Linked DNA regions of Homo sapiens: region 1 is linked to region 2. A link is a loop called in an ENCODE intact Hi-C map of the cell type or tissue named here. Cell type or tissue: heart right ventricle. All regions are shown on one strand. Each heading gives the region's core, and the rest is flanking DNA. Links, peaks and the distances in the headings are about the cores only.

Region 1 (2,909 bases), core at 208-2,707, 76 kb after region 2:
GGGAGTGAGAAGGATAGGAAACGAGGGTCAGAAGAAATGGAGGTAAAATGGAGATGAATGGAGCCTCGGCTCATCCAGAGGCCTGGGCTGAATCTCAGAAACCCACAAGAATCCTTACACGCCAGAGAGGAAAAGTGCTTCCTAGGCGTCCAATGTGGAAAGCTTCAGGGAAAGGAGAATCCAGCTGAGGGATCAGAGAAAGGCTGGTTAAGGCAACCAAACTAGCAGCTGAATGGGTCCCAGGAAAGGAAAAGTTCACATGGTTTAAAAAAAAAAAAAAGCCTCCATTTAACAAGTGGTCCCCGGCTATGATAAACTTTAATTAACTGCACTATCATAATTCACTTCTAGCCTGGGTTCCACCCCAACCTGCTCTCTCCCTCCCACTCCCTCCCTCCTCTCCCCAACGTCTCTAGTCAGGTTTCCTTAGTGAAACCAAACTGGCCTCCATGGCTGGATGCCTCATTATTACAGCTGCTGCTTCTACTGTTCATAATAGCACCCAGCAACAAGAAGGAAAGAAACGATGCTGTTCTCAGTGCTTAAAGACAGGCCCTCCTTTCCTACCTATGTGCACTAGTAATCAAGGGTCTTACAATCCTAAAAGTTCCTGAGCATAATACCATAGTGATGAAGAGACAGTTGCAGGCCGGCAGGAGCAGCTGTGCACAGAAACCGGTAACAGGGACAACTCCCAGCTGGAGCCACCAGACACAACTCATAAGGTCCACGCCCAGACAGGTGATCCACATGTCTAAATTCACATGCACTGTGCAATGCCGGAGGAGGGGTGGCTGCACCCACCGCTCCTTCCTTCAATGATAGTTAAATTATACCCGTGACACTGTATTCTCAGGCTGTTGAGCTTTACCAATTTTAAGAGTATGTGCCTTGGGAGCGGGAGTTGGGAGCATCTTAGAGGATCTTCCAGGCAAAACATGCTTGGTTTTTATTAATGAACTTACACAAAAAGCCAACCCAGACCTTTAAGTGCAATGTGTGATTGGTAGCCAGGCGAGGATGGGTTTTGGAATTAACTCTTCCTACAGTCTGCTATGCATTATCACCCCCAAGTTAATTACCCCTGCGGATGAAAATAGGTTTCATGACTCATAAGCACCAATACAACACTTGGCAGCAGATGAAAATGCAAGGACACATTTGCAGGAAGCTGACATGAATATCTATTTATATGTGGGGAGATTCTTAGAGGTGAGGCAGGCACCTCCCATGTACCAGGATTAAGAGGCTGCAGCAGATCCATCAATATTGCCACTTATCCACACCCACACACACACACGCGAGTGCGCGTGCACACAGAGTCCTGGTTTCCACCACTTCAGTGATGGCAGTGGCAAAGCAGGAAAAGAAACTAAAAGGGTGTTATTAACAAGTTCCGACACCAGCCCGGCCTCCACACCAGAGTTCTGGGCGAACCAGTGATTTGTTTCTCCCCAAACGTGCCTGTACCCATCCCCACCTCCCAGTCTTCCCACTCCTTTGATGGGAGTGGAGTGGGGGATCCAAGTTTCTTAATAGTCCTTCAGCCTTGGAGGGGACCAACAGGGCCCAGCTCGCCCCGCCCAGGAATGAGATGTGGCCAGGAATCAATTTGACTGGATTGCCGGGTTTTGTTTTGCTTCCTCCCTCCTGTTTTCTGCTCTTCTATTTGCCTCCCAGGAAAGTACAAGGTTCAGATCAGGTTTGTTTGCCTTCCCCTACCACTGGGAGGACTCCAGGCTGCTCTCAGCCCACGAGCAGGGGCTCTGCTCTAAAGGGCAGTAGTCTTCTCTCCGCTTCCCCGCCTCTCTGCACCTCACAAACGCCGCCAAAAGCTGATTAGATGAATAATTGCATTGCTTCACCAGCAGGAATGGATTTTTATTTGATGTTGGAAGTAAACCTTTGCTTCAGGAACTAAGTTTGGGGTTTCCCCCCCTCTTCCTCATCCTCAGAAACCCTCTCTAATCAACTAAGTCTTTAGAATTATTTCTGCCTTTAAAAATAATTATTTAAAATACAAGAAAGAAAACTTGTAATGAATGAGGTGAAAACTGGTTTTCCAAGGAACCAGCCTGAAGCTACTGCGGACTCTCCAAGGCTGAGTGTATGCATTTGCTCCCAGCTCTGTGGCAGTTTTGTTTTAAATATGCAGACTGATGTCTGTCATATCTAAGAAGCAAAGCATCCTAGCTTTTCTCCTAGACTTTTTCGCCCACTTGTCAAGTCACCAGCTGCACTGGGTGTCAGCCTATGTTCACCGCCACAGGGCGAGGCACCAGAAAGCATTCTTGACAATGCCATTTGCAGCTGGGCCCGCATCCGGGGGAAAATAGAGATGCTGAAGAGTAAACCGAAATCGCTTAGTCAGCAACTGTCGCCTCCCCAAGAGGTGAATTTAAATAGCCTGGTACCGAGGGGGAGGGGCAGCAAGGCAGCACAGGGCCTTTCCCACAGGCCAGCTCCCAGGGCTTTCAAAAGCACTAGGATTTTCGTTCTATACTGGAGGTAGGGAGGGTGTCGCCTACGTCGGAGTTGCATGGCCTTAGCCCTAGAAAGACAAAATTGCTGACTCAGCGCAGTTAATATCAATTGAATTTATTACAAGTTACTAAGCTCCAAGGCACATTACAGTGTTCTGTTAACTACAGAAATGTATAAAGGACAAACAGAGCAGATTCTCCATGTCTAGCATTTCGCTCTACTGTTCAAAAGCATCCGTGCATCAATAAAGCAAAAACAAAACAACACGTGTAGATCCAACACATTCAGGTCAGTAGAAACAAACCAAAACATTTTCCCCTCACAAACTTGCAACAAAATACACCCCATCCCCCCCGACACCCCCTTACCATTTTGCAAACAAAACAGAAAAACAAAACAAAACAACAAAATAAAGTGAAGACTTC
Region 2 (2,909 bases), core at 205-2,704:
TCCCAGCAGTCTTGGGTGGTGCCTCTAGGGAGATGGTATATAAATATCTAGAGAGAGTGCATTTCTATCTCTTGTTGGTTTCACACACTTTCTTTCTTTTTAAAAAAATATTTTCTTTTGGGCCGGGCGTGGTGGCTCACGCCTGTAATCCCAGCACTTTGGGAGGCCGAGGTGGGCAGATCACGAGGTCAGGAGATCGAGACCATCCTGGCTAACACAGTGAAACCCTGTCTCTACTAAAAATACATAAAATTAGCTGGGCATGGTGGTGGGCGCCTGTAGTCCCAGCTACTCGGGAGGCTGAGACAGGAGAATGGTGTGAACCCGGGAGGCGGAGCTTGCAGTGAGCTGAGGTCGCGCCACTGCACTCCAGCCTGGGCAAAAGAGCGAGACTCCATCTCAAAAAATATATATATTTTTTATTTTAAGTTCTGGGATACATGTGCAGGACATGCAGGTTTGTTACATAGGTAAACGTGTGCCATGGTGGTTTGCTGCCCCTATCAATCCATCACCTAGGTATTAAGCCCCGCATGCATTAGCTCTTTATCCTGATGCTCTCCCTCCCCACACCCACCCTGTTTCAGACACTTTTTTTTTTTGGAATCGGGGTCTTCCTTGTTGCCCAGGCTGGAGTGCAGAGGCACAATCATGACTCACTGCAGCCTTGAACTCCTGGGCTCAAGGGATCCTGCCACCTCAGCCTCCCAAAGTGTTGAGATTACAGGTATGAGCCACCGCACCCAGCGCTGTTTCACACACTTTTTTTTTTTTTTTTTGAGACGGAGTTTTGCTCTTGTTGCCCAGGCTGGAGTGCAATGGCATGACCTCAGCTCACTGCGAATTCTGCCTCCTGGGTTCAAGCGATTCTCCTGCCTCAGCCTCCAGAGTAGCTGGGATTACAGGCAGGCTCCACCACACCCAGCTAATTTTGTATTTTTAATAGACATGGGGTTTCTCCATGTTGGTCAGGCTGCTCTTGAACTCCTGACCTCAGGTGATCCGCCCGCCTCGGCCTCCCAAAGTGCTGGGATTACAGGCGTGAGCCACCACGCCCGGCCTCACACACTTTTTTATCTCTCCTCATTTCACGTATTCATTCACCAAACCTGGGCATCCCCACCCTGATCCAAGTCCTTGCAGTCTCTGGGGTGGGGGAGAATTGGGAGGAGTGGAACAGAAAAGAATGGGACAAGGGGGTCCTCTCTTCAGACAGTTCACCGACCGGCCCCAACCCCTATTTTCTGTCTGGGGAACACAGGCTCCACCTGCCTGCTGCCCAAGCCAAAGCCCTGGCATCCCTTCTTCCAACCAAGCACCAGGCCTGGTCATGTGTACCTCTTAAATCACTCTGATCTGAAATCACTCACCTCCTACCGTTGCCCTAGGTCAAGCCACAGAAGCCTGGCCTAGCCTCTCGGGGTACACATCCCACCCATCCTCCAGGAGTCCTCCGTAGGCACAGCCATCTTTAACAAACACACACTGGCCTTGCCATGTCCCACTGAAAAAGCCCGTAGGCCTTGGAGAGCCTGTCGTGCCCCTGCAAGGCAGCCCCTCTTTCCACACTGGACCAGGTGAAGTATGTGCTTCTAGGAGGCACCAACGGGTACTTCCCAGGTGCTCGTCTCCCCACGCAGGGGGCAGCATGGTGTCTAGAACACGGTGGCACTGGCTGGTGACACCTGGGCCAAGGCAACCCGTGGGATTTTTCTTCCCTACCGCGCTGAGTAACCATGTGGTGGCAGGCGAGGCCCCGCCGGGACTAAAGAGCCGGCAAGCGCGGGGCCCAGGCAGCAGCTGGTGTCGCCAAGGAAACCGCTCGCAGCGCCTCCCGGGGCCGGCCTTTTCACTTGGCCTTTTTGGCAGGCTTCCTCAGCCACCCTGAAACCCATTCATCCGGGTGCGCCGGGCCCTCGCCCCTGCCCCCACCCTGCCCTTCTGCCTCACTGGCCAGCTCTTCCCCCTCCCCCTCCCCCTCCCCTTCCTCTCCTCTCCTCTCTTCCCCGCTGCCCTCCCTGCTGCAGCCTTTGCCAAAGCTCAGGGAGGGGAAAGCTGGGCCAAGGAAGGACTCCGATTTTCAATTCTAAGCTGATTTCCCCTCTGCAGGCAGCAAGCCCTTTCATGCATTTTTTCCCTATTATCATAAACGCAGGAACTTGCATTAGGATGAATGAGCAGAAACTCCTGTCTTTGTCAAAGCCTTGGCAGAATGCCAGGCATAGAATGACCTAAAACACTCAGAGCTAAATGGAGCTGGAAAGGGGGTGGAGATCCCATGTCGGGTGAGAAATGGGAAGGGGGGAGTGTGGCCCTTGGCCTCTAATTATCATAATAAAGTGTTTGCCCTGTGCTCAGGCACTATGCTAAGCCCTTTGCACAGATTCTCGTTTAATCCGCACAAAATTCCTACGTCCTATTCATCCCCCCATTTTCATAGATGCCAAAACTGAAAATCAGAGGTGTCAAGGAACAGGCCCAACATCACACAGTAAATGAGTGATGGAGTGGGATTTGAACCTTTCAGACTCTGGAGCCTCAACTGATGTCAAGGTCACCTTCCCGAGCTGGTTCAGAGCTCCACAGCCAGTTCTCACCGCCTAGGCCCTCCAAATCCTTTCCCTACCCTCACCTCCCCTCACCCACAGCCTCCCTTCAACGGTGCTCCTGTAATTTCCATTTGTCAGTGTAATTTTGCAAAGCAGGCTTTTCCAAAAATCAGATATGGATAGGAGTCCCCGGGGCAGAGGGAAAGCGGGGCTCCCCAAGACCCAGCCAAGGCATCCTGTTTGTGCTGCCTGGTGGGCAGAGACCTTGATTTTAAACTTGCTTGTCACATGTCCAGCTACAGCACAGGCACTCCGGCACCGAGCCAGTGCTCAGCAATGTTGATCAGGTGCTGCCCTGAA

Evidence for each region. A loop is a pair of places that touch in the nucleus more often than their neighbours do. Peaks named below come from ENCODE experiments on the same cell type or tissue, not always from the same donor. Only the 100,000 strongest peaks of a DNase experiment are listed, where the experiment ranks them.
Region 1: it touches region 2 in a loop (4-fold over the local background); 83 of 110 quality-filtered maps call a loop at or near these places.

The regions. Positions count from the first base shown.
Region 1 is chr14:77,021,961-77,024,869 of GRCh38, forward strand. IRF2BPL (interferon regulatory factor 2 binding protein like) reads right to left here. Exons shown (of 1, transcript NM_024496.4): 1 at 2,583-2,909. Among named protein-coding and RNA genes, the nearest start is that of IRF2BPL, 5.3 kb to the right of the region's middle. RefSeq lists an enhancer at 1,586-1,880 and a silencer at 2,087-2,312. In heart right ventricle, for the core only: a CTCF peak has its summit at 1,749; no DNase peak of the experiment used is centred there; H3K4me3 peaks cover 1,630 bases; H3K27ac peaks cover 2,500 bases.
Region 2 is chr14:76,945,550-76,948,458 of GRCh38, forward strand. No RefSeq gene overlaps it. Among named protein-coding and RNA genes, the nearest start is that of LINC01629, 13 kb to the right of the region's middle. In heart right ventricle, for the core only: a CTCF peak has its summit at 1,746; a DNase peak (open chromatin) is centred at 1,842; H3K4me3 peaks cover 859 bases; H3K27ac peaks cover 1,899 bases.